2 separate regions of the Homo sapiens genome follow, and region 2 is linked to region 1. A link is a loop called in an ENCODE intact Hi-C map of the cell type or tissue named here. Cell type or tissue: right lobe of liver. All regions are shown on one strand. Links, peaks and the distances in the headings refer to the core of each region. The heading gives the core; the rest is flanking DNA.

Evidence for each region. Hi-C counts contacts between places; a loop is a spot of excess contacts. Peaks named below come from ENCODE experiments on the same cell type or tissue, not always from the same donor. Only the 100,000 strongest peaks of a DNase experiment are listed, where the experiment ranks them.
Region 2: it touches region 1 in a loop (2.2-fold over the local background); 36 of 110 quality-filtered maps call a loop at or near these places.

What each region holds. Positions count from the first base shown.
Region 1 is chr20:38,410,001-38,418,333 of GRCh38, reverse strand. LOC124904901 (a long non-coding RNA gene) reads left to right here and starts at 1,322. Exons shown (of 2, transcript XR_007067582.1): 1 at 1,322-3,228; 2 at 4,667-6,030. In right lobe of liver, for the core only: no CTCF peak of the experiment used is centred there; no DNase peak of the experiment used is centred there.
Region 2 is chr20:38,333,449-38,341,781 of GRCh38, reverse strand. It overlaps BPI (bactericidal permeability increasing protein), which reads right to left. Exons shown (of 15, transcript NM_001725.3): 13 at 7,289-7,352; 14 at 6,108-6,184; 15 at 4,277-4,636. The coding sequence ends at 4,598. Among named protein-coding and RNA genes, the nearest start is that of LBP, 8.9 kb to the left of the region's middle. RefSeq lists an enhancer at 6,248-7,447. In right lobe of liver, for the core only: CTCF peaks have their summits at 2,730 (motif pointing left) and 3,953; DNase peaks (open chromatin) are centred at 2,731 and 3,941.

The DNA of each region.
Region 1 (8,333 bases), core at 150-8,149:
GTAAAAAAATCAAGTTTACACTATAGTGTAGTTTATTAACTGTGCAATAGCATTATGTCCAAAGCAATATAAATACCTTAATTTAAAAATATTATGAAAGAATGCTAATGGTTATCTTTAATCCTAGCTGCTTGGGAGGCTGAGCTGTGCACCAACATGCCCAGCTAATTTTTTTTTTTTTTTTTTTTTTTTGAGACAGAGTCTTGCTCTGTCACCCAGGCTGGAGTGCAGTGGTGCGATCTCGGCTCACTGCAACCTCCACCTCCTGGGTTCAAGCAATTCTCTGCCTCAGCCTCCCGAGTAGCTGGGATTACAGGCACCCGCCACCACGCCCAGCTATTGTATTTTTAGTAGAGATGGGGTTTCACCATCTTGGCCAGGCTGGTCTTGAACTCCTGACCTTGTGATCCACCCACTTTGGTCTCCAAAAGTGCTGGGATTACAGGTGTGAGCCACTGCGCCCAGCCACTAATTTTTTTTTTTTTTTTTTTTTTTAAGGGATAGGTTCTTGCTATGTTGAGACCCTGTCTGGTCTCAAACTCCTCCTAGGCTCAAGCTATCTTTTCACCTCAGCCTCCAAAGTACTGGGATTACGGGTGTCAGCTACCACCCCTGGTCCCCTTTGTGGAATTTTAATGCTTCCAGTCCTTTGCCTCCAAAGCTCTCCAATGCCTTTAAAACGATGGTTTTCTATTTTATCCACCCTTTCCAGTTCTTAGCAGAAACATTGGCCTGTCAACTACTCCCTTCTATTTAGAAGCAGAAATCTTGACATTAGCAGATTTTACTTAAAAAATGTTTTTCTCTCTGTTTGGAGAACGGATTATACCAGGGCAAGAGTGGAAGCAAGGTGACCAGTTGGAAGATTATGGCAGTTGTCTAGGTGACAGATATTGGTGACTTGGAGTAGGGAGATAGAGGTAGACAGCAAGATAGATGTCTATGTTCCAAGATAGAAAGATGAAGATACAATTTTAGGCAAATGAAGCTTAGAGCAGGGAAGTATGTAAAATGTGATATACCATTTTTTTGGTTAAAAGAAGATTTATTCGAAATCAGCCTGGACAACATGGTGAAACCCCATCTCTACTAGAAATACAAAAATTAGCCAGGCTTGGTGGTGGGCGCGTGTAATCCCAGCTGTTCAGGAGGCTGAGGCAGGAGAATCGCTTGAACCCGGGAGGCGGAGGTTCCAGTGAACTGAGATCGCGCCATTGCACTCCAGCCTGGGCAACAGGAGTGAAACTCCTATTGCCCAGGAGTTTTGAGAGTGAAACTCTCAAAAAAAAAAAAAAAAAAGATTTATATGTATATATGCAAATTGGGGTGATTTTTTTTTTTTTTATTTTAACATGCTTTTCTCTTTTTTCTTTCCCAGAACATCATAGTTTCTCTAATATATCCCTGGCATCCTTTTGGCTAGGGGGAGATTTGAATGCCAAGGAAGGCCACAGTGTTAGTCAGTCTTTGTCATTCAAAAATAGGATTATGCAGCAGGACAGTAGCCTTGCTTGCAAGGCAGGATTCTTCAATATTTTTTTTTAATTACTCCTTTATACCAGTAAGCAAACTTGGAGAATCTATTCCCAAAAATTTTACAGGGATGTGGAGTAGACACTTTTGTCTACCATTAAGGCTTAGCTGGAGTCAGAAAGAAAGATATAATTAGGGGTCACAAAAGGTTTTTACCTGATGCTCTTTTTTTTGTTATTGTTGTTGTTTTGTTTTTGTTTTTGTTTTTTTGACCTTGAGGGATTAAGGAAGAAGAAGGGGAACAGAGAAGCAGATGACAAGAGGCTCACATGGGTGTCCCAATTTCCCTTCTCTGGACTTTGACTTGGAGAGGGTGCAAGTACATTAGAGAGAACACTGAGAACAAGAGAGGAGACATTGACTTTGCTTCCCATTTAACACTGTGCAAGAGGCCACCTCTTGAATTGCCCCCTGCCCTAAACTGTAGTATAGCCATGGCAACTGGACAGCTTGGTGTGGTTGGGCAGAGGGACGTATCTTCGCCATCTTGGGCTGCCATAACAAAATTCCATAGATTGAGTGATTTAAACAACAGAAGTTAATTTTCTCAAAGTTCTGGGGGCCAGGAAGTCCAAGATCAAGGTGCTGGCTGATTCAATTTCTGATGAGAGCTCTCTTCCTGGCTTGCAGATGGCTGCCTTGCTGTGTCCTCATATGGTGGAGAGCGAGGGAATGGCCTCCCTGGTGTCTCTTCTTATAAGGGCACTAATTCTATCAGATTATGGCTCCACCCTTATGACCTCATTTAACTTTAATTACCTCCTTAAAGGCCCTATCTGTAAATATAGTTACATTGAGGGTTAGGCTTTGTGTTAGTCTGTTCTCACGCTGCTAATAAAGACATACCTGAGACTGGATAGTTTATAAAAGAAAGAGGTTTAATTGACTCACAGTTCCATATGGCTGGGGAGGCCTCACAGTCATGGTGAACGGGGAATGAGGAGCAGTCACGTCTTACTAACGGTGGCAGGCAAGACAGCTTGTTCAGGAAAATTCCCGTTTATAAAACCATCAGATCTCCTGAGACTACAATGAGAACAGTATGGAGGAAACCACCCCCTTGATTCAGTTATCTCCATCTGGCCCTGCTCTTGACACATGGGGATTATTATAATCCAGGGTGAGATTTGGGTGGGGACACAGCCAAACCACATCAGGCTTCAATATGTGACTTTTGGGGGTACAAAGTTCAGTCCATAGCAATTCAGTCCTTTGGAATTTAGCATCCTGGAGCTGCCCTGGGATCCTGAATGGTCTACGTCAACCCAGAGGTGGCTGAGGATGTGGCTGAAGAGTTTCCTAGCAGGGGCCACAGTACCAGAGTGAGGTACCAGACCTGCATCCTGCTTAAAAATCCAGCATGCACCCTGGAGAATTGCTGGCACTTGGCAAATATTTATTGAAATGAGCCGTTGGGCTGTATCTTCTTTTTGCATGTGTAATAGGAGTGTCCCTTGTTCTCCAGCCTTCAGGAGTCACCCTTTCCTTGAACGTCCTCTGAATATCAGCCCCAGATCTGTAGGAAGTCCACTTGAGTCTTCAGTAAATGCTGATATGTTCTTTTTCTTTGAGACGGCGTCTCGCTGCTGACTCCCAGGCTGGAATACTCTGGCGTGATCTTTGCTCACTGCAACCTCCACCGCCTGGGTTCAAGCGATTCTCCTGCCTCAGCCTCCTGAGTAACTGGGACTACAGGTATGTGCCCCTACACCCGGCTAATTTTTGTATTTTTAGTAGAGACGAGGTTTCACCATGTTGGCCAGGCTGGTCTTGAACTCCTGACCCCAGGTGATCTGCCCACCTTGGCCTCCCAAGGTGCTGGGATTACAAGTGAGAGCCGCCGCGCCCGGCCAATGCTGATGTGTTCTAACAAATCCATCCTGGTGGCTGTTTGTTGTATTTTTCTCTGAATAGCTCCATTGCTCCAGGCCTCTCTGTGGTTACCTATGGTTTTCACCTTTTCTCCCACTGCTGTTCTTTTCCTATGCCATTTTGCCCCAAACATTCTTATGATCAATTAAAGCTGGCTCCAGGGCAGCACAGGCTCTACACTCTGGCCGGATTTGTTTCTGCCTCAGAAATACGTGCTGTCATGGCCGGAGATGGCCATCAAGATGTCTCCTAGCTCATCCAGGCAGGTCTGCTCTCAGGTTCCACTGGGAGAATGTAACAGTGTTCTGGAGCTTGATCATCTCCCATCCTGGTGATCTCTCAAAAGGTCTTGCAACCCACCTGAGCGCTTAGATCAAATCCCAGTGGCTTCTGAGAACGTGTTGCTGGTTTGTGAGGGAGAAGGGATGGGAGAGGATAGTGAGAAAGAGAAGATGCTAGGAAGTGAAATAAGAAGGAAAGAGGAAAAGATATTACCATTTAATTCAACTCAGGGCTGGGCGCAGCAGCTCATGCCTGTAATCCTAGCACTTTGGGAGGCTGCAGTGGGTGGATTGCCTGACGAGATCAGTCTGGCCAACGTGGTGAAACTCTGTCTCTACTAAAAGTACAAAAAAATTGGCTGGGTGTGATGGTGTGTGCCTGTAATCTCAGCTACTCGGGAGGCTGAGGCCCGAGAATCACTTGAACCCAGGAGGCAGAAGTTGCAGTGAACCATGATCACATACCACTTCACTCCAGCCTCGGTGACAGAGTGAGATTCTGTCTCAAAAAAAAAAAAAAATTCAGTTCAACTCAAACTTAAGTATGCATCCAAATCACCTACAATGCTTGTTAAAGCACAGATTGCTGGGCCCCTCCCCTGAGTTTCTGATTCAGCAGATTTGGGATGGGGACCAAGCATCCTGACTTCTTCATTTTTTTTTTTTTTGTTTTTTTTTGAGACAGAGTCTCGCTCTGTCGCCCAGGCTGGAGTCCAGTGGCACGATCTCGGCTCACTGCAACCTCCGCTTTCCGGGTTCAAGCGATACTCCTGCCTCAGCCTCTGGAGTATCTGGGACTACAGGTGCCCACCACCACACCCTGCTAATTTTTGTACTTTTAGTAGATAACAGGATTTTGCCATGTTGGCCAGGCTGGTCTTGAACTCCTGACCTCAGCCTGCCTCGGCCTCCCAAAATGCTGGGATTACAGGTGTGAGCCACCGCACCCGGGCACATTCTCACTTCAAACAAATTTCCAGGTGATGCTGATGCTGCTGTTCAGAGGACCACATTTTGAGAACCACTGACCTCACCCCCAAACCAGCTTGGAGATGATGCACCCCATCCCAGTATAATATTTTACTCTTCATAATGGGTAGGCAGACCTGCTTTTTCTAAAATATCCTTGCAGCCAGCAGCCAGGTCCATCTGTTTGTTCATACAGTAGCAAGATGTCCAACAACTCCCTAAGGAACTTAATGAGCAACTTGGATCCAATTCTTCATTGTCTGTCAGAGGAAAGGCATCCATGCTTGGTAATGAGCCTTTGGATGCTCTACCCGGCTCTGTGGCCAGAACAAAGCGCCTTGTTATCTCCCTGACAAGGAGCCTACTTTATGGTGTTGGACAAAACACCTAGCACGTCATTCTCCCAAACAGCACAAACTCATACCCAATGAAACTGGGGGAGCAACGGGTGGTTCTTTCTACTCTCAGAAACCTGTTTATTTCCATCTTGGTGGTGTGGAGAGGGTGTTGTATGTTGCACATTGTGCAAAGGCCTGGGACATGATGGCCGCTGCTCCCACTCACCCATCTCATCAGCATGTTGTAGACATCTGCAGAGTCCTACACCGAACTGAGCATGCTGGGGGGTGGGGGGTGACAATGATGAAATGCATCCAGAACCTGTTTCAAGGCCAGGCCTGTGACACAGCTCCAGACTAGATGCATAGTGAAGGCTCAGGAAATGTCGGCCATGATTCTTTTGTTTTGTTTTCAGACGGAGTCTCACTCTGTCACCCAGGCTGGAGTGCACTGGCGTGATCTCAGCTCATTGCAACTTCTGCCTCCCGGGTTCAAGTGATTCTCATGCCTCAGCCTCCCCAGTAGCTGGGATTACAGGTACATGCCACCTCGCCCAGCTGATTTTTGTATTTCTTTTTTAGTAGAGACAGGGTTTTACCATGTTGGCCAGGCTGGTCATGAACTTCTGGCCTCAAGTGATCTGCCTGCCTCGGCCTCGCAGAGTGCTGGTATTACAGGAGTGAGACACGGTGCTCTGCCGATTCTTATGGGTATGATTAAGAAGAACATCCCAATCACAGCCTGGAATAGAACACTTTCGTGATACAATTCACAACCTCCTTCTGGGAGGACATGAGCATTCCTGATAAATGCTGAAGCAATTTTCTGATAAACTTTAACAAGATTAAAACCTCTTTGGGGAAATTAGCTACCCAAACCATTTGGATGATTATCATACATTCTTTGTCTTGTATTCAGTTTAATAATGATTATCCAACCATTCTCTTTTCCTTTGAAATATCCATAACAAAAGGGAACTACTGACTTGGCTTTGTGACAAGCTTAAAATAAAACTTCAACACATGCTTATAATTAATTTTTGTGAAAAAATGTAAAACAGTCATTATAGAGATAGGACATAAAAATAGTAGCTAACACTTATTAAGTACTTGTTGCTTGTCACATGTTATATTAAATGCCCAAAAACTCTTTATAATGAATTGGGTTATAATACCTCTGTTTGACTTAAAAGATGCTGATACAGTTTGAATATTTGTCCCCTCCATATCTCATGGTGAAATGTGATCCCTAATGTTGGACATGGAGCCTGCTGGGAGGTGTCTGGGTCATTGGGATAGATCCCTCTTAAGTGACTTGGTGCCCTCCCCATGGTAATGAGTGAGTTCTTGCTGTTAGTTCACGAGAGAGCCCGTTGTTTAAAGGAGCCTGCACCTCCTCCTCTCTCTCTTTGCTCCCTCTCTTGCTATATGATGCGCCTGCTCTTCCTTTGCCTTCTGCCATGATCGGAAGCTTCTGAGGCCTCACCAGAAGCTGAGCAGATGCTGGTGCCATGCTTGTACAGTCTGAAGAACTGTGAGCCAAATAAACCTCTTTTTTAAAATTTAATTTAATTTTTTTTTTTGAGACGGAGTCTTGCTCTGTCGCCCAGGCTGGAGTGCAGTGGTGCAATCTTGGCTCATTGCAAGCTCCGCCTCCCGGGTTCACACCATTCTCCTGCCTCAGCCTGCCGAGTAGCTGGGACTACAGGCGTCCACCACCACGCCCGGCTAATTTTTTGTATTTTTAGTAGAGATGGGATTTCGCCATGTTAGCCAGGATGGTCTCGGTCTCCTGACCTCATGATCCGCCCACCTCAGCTTCCCAAAGTGCTGGGATTACAGGCGTGAGCCACTGCACCCGGCAATAAACCTCTTTTCTTTACAGATTGCCCAGTCACAGGTATTCCTTTATAGGAATGCAGAACAGACTAACACAAATGCTAAGAAAGGCCGAGTGACTTGCCCAAGATCAGACAGCCAGTGATGGGTAGAGCCAGGTTTTGGTTCCAGGCCTGGCTGAGTCCCCAGCTGGAGCTAGCTACAGCTACACTCTTCTGCTTTGCCAGGGGAATTGCAGCAGGAGGTGAAGAGTGGGATAGTCTGCTGGGCACGGTGGCTCATGCTTGTAATCCCAGCACTTTGGGTGGCCGAGGCAGACGGATCATCTGAAGTCAGGAGTTCGAGTCCAGCCTGGCCAACATATCGAAACCCGTCTACTAAAAATACAAAAATTAGCCAGGCGTGGTGGCACGTGCCTGTAATTCCAGCTACTCAGGAGGCTGAGGCAGGAGAATCACTTGAACCTGGGAGGCGGAGGTTGTGGTGAGCTGAAACTGCACTACTGCACTCCAGCCTGGGTAATACAGTAAGACTCTGTCAAAAAAAAAAAAAAGAGTGGGATAGTCCCTGAGAAAGGGATAGGTATAGGGCTGTGGAACCACAGAGCACGGAGAGTGTTCTCCCAGGTAGAGGGCTTGGGAAGCGGACATGGAGGAAGAGATAGTCTATTCCAGAAGAGGAAGTAGGAGAGGGACTGGTGGAGACAGTGAGCAGCACATGCCAGGAGCAGCAGGAGGGTGGGCAGAGGCATAGCAAAGGCCCAGGCACATTTGAAGGTGATTGTAGAGTTCGATCTGCAGCCATGGGAGTGGCCCCCAGTCCTCTGAACAGCGCGACCCCTGTCATCCAGTGTTGTGGATCCTATGTGCTGCTACTTGGACTTTTTAAATTACTCTGGATTCAGAGAGCACAGCCACACAGTTTCATCACTTACTGGCTGTGTGACCCTGGGCAAGTCACTTCACCTCTCTGAGCTGAAGGTTTCCTCATCTGAAAACTGGGGGTAATGATAGCATCTCCTTCTTAGGATTGCTGTGAGGATTCAATGAGATAAACCTCAAATTAGCACATGCCTGGCACCTCCAAGGGCTCCATAGAAAGGTGGGGTATTACTGTCTTACCGTGTAATTGAATGGTGGCATTATAACGCTATTTTTCAGGAGGCTTGTGAAAAAAATAACTTCTCATTAAAAAAATAATTTTAGACTTTAAAAAAGTTGCAAAAGTAGCACAAAGAATTCCTGAATACCTTTCACCAAGATTACAAATATACACATAAAGAAAAAAACAGGGCCGGGCGCAGTGGCTCACGCATGTAATTCCAACACTTTGGGAGGCCAAAGCGGGTGGATCACGAGGTCAGGAGATCAAGACCATCCTGCCTAACACGGTGAAACCCCGCCTCTACTAAAAATACAAAGAAAAAAAAAAAAGTTAGCCAGGCATGGTGGCACGCGCCTGTAGTCCCAGCTACTTGGGAGGCTGAGGCAGGAGAATTGCT
Region 2 (8,333 bases), core at 63-8,062, 76 kb after region 1:
GGATAAATCCAGAGTTCTGGCCAGCCAGGGGCTCTGATTCTTGGGGTCAGGCCCATTCAGGCAGACAGCCCTGGATCATACATTGAGAATCACTGGCATAAATGTTTTGAGTTATGCAGATGTGGGTTGAAATCCCAGATCATTTTTAAAATAAATACTTACTGATCACCAACTATGTGGCAGGCATTGGGAATACTACTGTAGCCAGATATAGTATTTTTTTTGTTTTTTTTTTTTTGAGACAGAGTCTCACTCCATCACCCAGGCTGGATGGAGTGCAGTGGTGTGATCTCAGCACACTGCAACCTCCGCCTTCTGGGTTCAAATGATACTCGTGCGTCAGCCTCCTGAGTAGCTGGGACTACAGGTGTGTGCCACCACGCCCGGCTAATTTTTGTGTTTTTAGTGGAGACTGGGTTTCGCCATGTTGCCCAGGCTGGTCTCGAACTCCTGGGCTCAAGTGATCCACCTGCCTCAGACTTCCAAAGTGCTGGGATTACAGGTCGTGAGCCACTGCACCTGGTCAGATATAGTCTTTACAGTATAGTAAGAAGAACTGCGTTTATTCAAATTAGAGCAAACTTGGATTACTGTTGTCAACCCCTGTACCACGGATTTGACATGTATTTGATTCTCATAACAACTTTATGAGGTAGGTACTATAATGATGTTCCCTTTATAGATGAGAAATAGAAAACCTGAGAATTAAGTATACTGCCCAAAGTCACACAGCTGGTAAATAGCAGACGTGGGATTTAAACCCAAGATATCTGGGATCATGGTTCATACTCTTAACCACTGTGCCATGACCCTATCAATCATACCTCTGATTCTTCCCAATAACCTCATGCCGAGAGGGCAAGATTTTAACTCTCCTTTTCAAAGGAGGAAATAGAGGGCCAGAGAGGTTAAGGAACATTTGCAAAGTCACACAGCTCTTGAGGGGGCCGGATTTATGTTTGAAACCACCGCCAGGTGACTCCAGAGCCCAGGCTCTGAACAGTTAGCTTAGCAGGCCACACGACTTTTCTAGAGACTCCTCATCTGAAAAACAAGGGCAACCTTGGCTACCTTTAGCGGTTGTCATGAGGATTAAATAGGATCATAAGCCTGAAGAGATAGACCCAGGGACAGGGCTGCTCATGGCCACTAGCGGGACATGGCAAAATGATGAAGACAGTGCTTAGTCTTCCTGTGCCCCTCCCCACCTTCTCTCCTTGCAGAGGGTACTCCTCCCTCATATTTATTTAATAAGTCAGCATTTCCAAAAGGAACCCCAGGAAGGCTGTGCTTATCCCAGAAGGGAAGCTGCTCTGATGGTGAGCTTTTAGGCAGTTTGGAGTGAACAATTCTTTTTTTTCTTCTTCAATTGTCTTTTGCCACTTTATTGACATATATTTCATATACATAAAATTCACCCATTTAAAGTGTACAATCCAGAATTTAATTTTAGAACATTTTCAACGTCACCCAAAGAAACCCCAAACACACATTTGCAGTCATCTGCAGCAGACAATGCTTAGCCTGAAGGGAGAAGCTGCTCAAATAGTGGTTCTGTAGCCAACTTGGCAGAACCTTTGGAGTGTGTTGGGGAATGCTGCTCAAACCCTAACCCCCAAGCAACTGCCTTTCCTCAGCCATTAGAGAGAAGTTCGCAGGCACAATGTGTTTCATGCACCAATCTTCAGGTCCAAGAAAGATTTAGGTTGATGGAAAAGTAATTATTTTTTTTGGCATTAAAAGTAACGGCCAAGACTGGATTCAGTGGCTCACACTTGTAATCCCAGCACTTTGGAAGGCCAAGGTGGGTGGATCACTTGAGGTCAGGAGTTGGAGACCACTCTGGCCAACATGGAGAAACCCTGTCTATATTTAAAAATATATGTACACAAAATATTAGCCGCGCGTACTGGTGTGAGACTGTAATCCCAGATACTTGGGAGGCTGAGGCAGGAGAACGGTTTGAATCCGGGAGGCAGAGGTTGCAGTGAGCCAAGATCACACCACTGCATTCCAGCCTGGGTGACAGAGCGAGACTCTGTCTCCAAAAAAAAAAAGTAATTGCGGTTTTTGCATTAAAAGTAATGGCAAAAACCGCAATTACTTTTGCACCAACCTAATAATTGCATTTTTTTTTTTTTTTCTATAGAGTGTGGAGCAGGGGGTGCCTATATGTTACAGAAAGTAGAGGGCAGGTGTAGAAGGGGGTTAACTCCAAAGAGAATGAGGGTGGGGGATGGCAGGTGTGTGTCCATATCTACCAGCTAGTCTCCCCAGCAGCCAGAGGGCTCTTTTACAAATGTGAATTGGATTGTAACATTCTTCTGCTCAAAACTCTCCAGTGGCTTGCCTTATCTTTTGGAACAAAACCTAGAGCCCTTAACAGTCCTCATGGCCTCCCAGTCTATCCCACGCTGTGCTTCCCTTCTCTCTCTTCCTTCCGCCCTTGCTAGCTGCTCTTCTGTTCTATTCAGGGCCTCCATAGCCCCTGGCTAGTGGAGAAAAAGATGCATACTACTGGTGGACAAATTAGAGAAAGACTTTTGTTTCCTCAACCTGGTACAACCTATGTTTTACAGTGTACAACCTATGCCACAGAACAAAGAAGTTCTGCTTTAAACGTGCCAAGTCCCCCAGAACAGACAACATTTTGACATCGGGGAGGAGCAAAAAAAGCATGGGCTCTGACATGTGGGAATAGATAAGGTGGGAATTCCAACTCTGCCACCTGCTGGCTATGTGATCAGGGAAGGGTAACTCAATTTAAAATGTTTGAACAGCTGGGCTCGGTGGCTCACCCCTGTAATCCCAGCGCTTTGGGAGACCCAGGCAGGTAGATGACCTGAGGTCAGGAGTTTGAGACCTGCCCGGCCAACATGATGAAACCTCATCTCTACTAAAAATACAAAAATTAGCCAGGCATGATGGCACATGCCTGTAGTCCCAGCTACTCAGGAGGCTGAGGCAGGAGAATCGCTTGAACTTGGGAGTCAGAGGTTGCAGTGAGCTGAGATCGTGCCACTGCACTCCAGCCTGGGTGACAGAGCAAGACTCTGTCTCAAAAACAAACAACCAAAAAAGTTTGAGCAATTGCCATCTTGGGGGATGAAGAATGCTATCAGGATTAAATTAGATCATTCATGCCCTTTGCTTGACTCCTGAGAGTGTTTGATCAATGGCCCTCCCTTCTTGTGTGGCCCTAGAGCCTTTAACTCCATTTGACAGAGAATCAATGATGTCAGCAGAAGTGTGTACATTTTTCTTTATAAATAAAATAAATACCTTTTATCTGCTTTTGCTCGCTACAAATGCTTCTCTTCAATTTTACCATCACCAATCTGGTTGAAGCTTGAATAACAACACATTCCTAATTTGTGCTCATCCCTTGCCCTCTTGTCCTTCTGATGCTTTCAGAAGTCACAATAAAACATTTTAAAAACTAAATCTGGTCATGTGGTCCCCCACTCCACCGTCTGCATCGAACTCCTCCAGTGTGTTGTTGCTCATCCTTATGGTCTCAGAGCACATGTCAGCAGTGTAGAAAGGCCTTCCAGGACTCCTCAATCAATCTGAAGTACAATCCATAAAACCCCATCTCATGGGCTGAGATAGCCCCCTCTGATGTCCCATGGCAGGAAATGGCCCAAAGCCCCCAAGGAAACTCCCCAGAATTCCAAAGACAGTCTGGGTTGGTGATCTGGCTTCCACACTAGAGCTGGGAGAGTCATGGGGAAGTGCTAATTGCACCCAAAGATGTGACTGAAGCAGAAAACCCCAATGGACTCTGTCACCTGGCCCATTGTTCTGCTTTTGGGGACAATGGCTGGGCAGGAGAACATGGATGAAACGGGGAGCCCAAGTGTGGGGCAGGGAAGGTGGGCTGTGCAGGCTAGCTTTTCAACAGCGACACCGTGTGGTAGTGACGGGAGCAACAGTCCTAGTGGACAGGTGACTACACAGGACAATGGGCTGTGCAGAATGACGGGTCAACAGCCACACCATGTGGTAGTGGAAAGAACAACAGCATAGTGGACTGACCCACTCTCCAGACCCTCTCTGTGTGACATTAGGAATTTGGACTAAGAAAATCACAAGGACATTTGGAACAATGAGACTTTCTGTTAATGGAGGCTGTGGGGATTCCAGAGATTAATTATAGAAATAAAAAGAGATGATTGTATCTGTGCTGTAAACTGGCACTGCCGGCCACATTGGTTACAGCCAATGAATAATAAATAAATGAACATAAAACAAGAAACAATACCAGCACACAGAATCCACATGAAAAAAACCAGAAGTTTTTTTTCATGAAGCACAAATGGAAATTTCTTGGTTACAATTGAAACACGATTCCTGGAGGAAATATCTCTGCAGCCTTAGCCCTTGAAAGAAGCTCATAATCCCTAAAATACACACCATGCACTTTTCCAATGAATAATGTTTCCTCGTGTTTAGATCATTTCTGAATCTGAGTCGAAGAAGTTTGCAAGGGGCTCTTGGTTAAGATCTGGAGAGGATTCCCTGGGGAAAGGCAGCCGGTGCCCCACAGCCCATCAGGAACAGGTGTGGCTGACAGCCCCCGGCACCCCTGGTGCCTTCATTTATAGACAACGTCTGCACCGAACAGCAGGAAGTTCTAGGGAGAGATGAGAATGTTGTCACCAGTTGAAGATGCACCCCTTGTTTGTGAGTGTGGAGCTACTGGAGTTTTAAGAAGGACATTTTGGGAGCCTGCCTCTTAGGAAGGAGAAAGGCAGGGCCAGTGGGGGTCACTCAGTGTTTCGCTGCCCGGATCTACACATCCACAGCTGCCAACATCTGCGAATCTGTCAGCAGCTTCCCTGGAAGCTGCCTCCTTCTTAGACACGGAGACCCCCCGGGCTGTTTTAGAGGCCTTCATTTGTCGTCCCTGCCTCATGGCAGCTCAAGGGAGTGCTTGTTCCAATCAAGGCTGCAAAACCACTTCTCTCTGCTTCTTTGTGTCCTTCACTCAGGATTTTTAGAAATGAAGAAATTAAATTGTGCCATGGGTCATTTTTTTTAAAACACGAACTTGGTAAAATGTGAGGAATATGCGGTATGTGTTTCCTCTGCACTCTTGGTTATTTTTCTACAGTCTCTCAGCCCCATTAATTAGCTCCCTGGTCTAAAGAATTGAGGATTGATGGCCTGGACATTGGGGGAAAGGGAGAGGGAGGGATCTGGGTGATGCGAGGCTCCCCAGGAGGGCCACAAGTTATCAGGAAAGCCTTTGACCAAGGTGAGAAATGCAAGCTGGGTGACGGTTTCGCTGCGGAGGTGACAGCTTTGTGGGGACATGCTGGGTTTAAGAGGCCTCAGGGTGGAGACATTGAGGGAGCCTGCGAATGCACAAGCTGAGAGTTTGGAAAAAATAAAAAGACTGGAAGCATGTCTGGGACATTGGGTGGCACGCAGGTGGCAGCTAAGCCTGAAGAGGTTGACAAGAGTGACGAAGGCTTGCCAATGGCGGGGGAAGAGAAGAGGCCTGGGGAGGGGTCCTGGAGATCTCCAGCTTGCAGAGAAGGGGCAGGAGAACAAGCAGAGGAGGTGGCAGGTAGACAACCAAGAGCTAGGGGAGTGCTGGAAACTAAGAGAAGAAAGCATGCCCAGGAAGCGCATCAGTGTCAAATGCAGACGGAAGTCAGCCTGGGCGAAAGCCACGAAGGAGACTTCTGTGCTGTGTCTAAATCTGCCAGACGTCGACCACATGTTATACCCCACAGTGCCTAGTATGATGCTGGGTGCAAAAGGTGTGCAACATATATTCGTTAAATATTTAAATGCACCTTAAAAAAGAGGCTCTTTGGCCCACAAATGCATTTCATTTTTGCCGAGTGTAGCGTGGGAACGATGCAGTGATGGTTCAAAGCCGGGAGCCTGGCTTTGAATCTGGACTTCATTTAACACTGTGTGGCTTTTCTGAACCTTGGTCTTTCTTTGTTTTTTAACAGCACCCACATCCCAGAGTTGTTGTAAGGGTAGAAGGCGCTTCACACAGGGCTTGGCATGCAGGAAGCATTGCAGCCATAGGCTGCTGTTGGTCACTATCGTTAGGGGAGATTTGTGGAAAAGACTCCGGGACTCACCTGGTGAGGCTGAAGCACTACGTTGTAGAGCTGGACTCTGGCCGGCGTCGGGAGAGGGAAGCCTTTCTGTAGTTTCTCTGTGACAGAGACCGATGGTGAGGACCAGGAGAAAAGAAAGAGAAGGGCAGGGGAGGAGGGAGGGCCAGAGAGCCTGGGTAGACAGCCTCCCTGAACCAGCATGCCTGGCCCTAGGTAGGGACTGGCATGGGCATACATGCCTGAAAGGAAGGCTGCCCCAGAGTCCGTACCTCCCACCTGTTGTCCATCAACCCCAAGTCCACTTCTAGCACCTGCGTGGACTCCATCCCCATGATGGCCCTCCTGAGGGTGCAGCACTGCTGGTATACACTAAACCAAAAATCTGCTGCTTGCAATGGTGTGACTAGAGCGTGGTGTGTAATAGGGGTATTTATGCATGTGAGCATGAAACCCCTCAACATTTAGGATAAAGCCAGAGGTGGACAGTGGCCAGGGCAAGCCCCCCACATACTGCCACATTCTGACACGGAACTTTGGAGAACTCTAAATTAGAACGTGGCCTCCCAGGTCATTACAAAGCTACATTTGTCAAGGTAGGAGGACAGATCCCAGGACTGATGTATCATATTTCATATGATAATTTGTTGGATTAATTGGTAAGTTCTAAATATCCTAGTCACAGGTTATATGGGCCTCTATTAGTACTTTTGCCCCTCACTCTCAAAGGTCAGGGGCCGGCCTGCCTGAAGCTCTTACCAGCGTGGTGATCTAAGCTCTGGGAGGGGTTATCAGGGAACCCCCTCATCCTGCTTCCAAAGTTGGAAAGAGACCATGGGCTTTGTTTTCACTGCTAGGATCAAACCCATGCCCCATCTCTTGCCTGCTCTGTGACCTAAGTCACTAAACCATTCTGTTCTTCCGCTTCCTGCCATAAAAGTTGGAGATGTTAATAATCCTTCATCTCATGGGGGTTTTGTAAGGACAAACTCACGCAATAATGAATCAACCCATGTGTAGTAAGTCAACTCATGTGAGTTCCTTTTTGTTGCATTCATTTCTGGGTCAGATGCCATTTGAAGTTCACTTGACATCACCACTGCCCAGCCCTCATACCTGGGGCCAGGTAACAGGTGGCTGTGGGTAATCAACCCCACCCTCTTCCCCCATGACTGAAAATGAATGGTTTCTTCAAAGTTCCTTACCGTTAACCCTGGGCAGCACAAGAATGGGTACAATGTAGTTCATGATATCCTGCAGCAATTCAACCTGGAAATCAGAGGGAGGATGGGAGGATGGCCCTGCATCGCCAGAACCTTGCGGGTCCAGCAGTCCTCATCACCCCACCTCTGTCACCCTCCTTTCCCCTAGCGCTGCTCAGCAACCGCGCAGTTGGGAAAACTGCTGAGAGGTGGACGCAAGTGATATGTGAATACTTGGCAGCCCAATCAAGGTCATGGAAGTGGTTTCTTTTGCTCCAATGGTTCCAGATGTAAAGCATGTTCTCAATTGTAAGGTGCAAGGCCTTACAACTCACGACAATCATGAGGAAGCTCATCAGAGAGTATTTAAATGGGAAAAGCTTAGCTTAAAAAATGAGTCCTCTCAGACACTGCAGTAAGAGGGCAAATCAAATCAACCTCTTTGACGGCTATTTGGCACAATGTTCTTCCAAAGCCTGTGTGTGCCTGGTTGGGCTTGGTGGTTCATGACTGTAACAGCAGTGCTTTGGGAGGCTGAGGCGAGAAGATCACTTGAGACCAGGAGGAGTTCAAGACCAGCCTGGGCAACACAGCAAGACCCGTGTGCCTTTTGGGCTAGCAAACATGCCTCTGAGGAATTTATCCTAAGGAAATAATGTAGGGTGTAGGAAAAAATGTGGATGCAAGAATGTTGACCAAAGCAACAAATTTATCCAAAACAATAAATTAAAAGCAATCTCCATGTCCAACAATAGGGGAATCACTTGGTGGAAAATGGTAATACTTTAATACAAGGAAATATTATGCAACTGTTAAGAATGATATTGTAGAAATGTAAGTAACAACACAGACATAACCATGATATGTTTTTGAGTGAGGAGAACCAGGCTATAGAAATCACATCATTCCATTTTTTAATTAAATAGGCATAGCAAAAGGTCAGGAAGGATATACTCCAAATTATTAACTAAGTGATGAAAATATGCATGGTTTTTATTTTCTTTCTTTTGCAAATCTGTAGGTTCTGATTGCCCTATAGTGCATATAT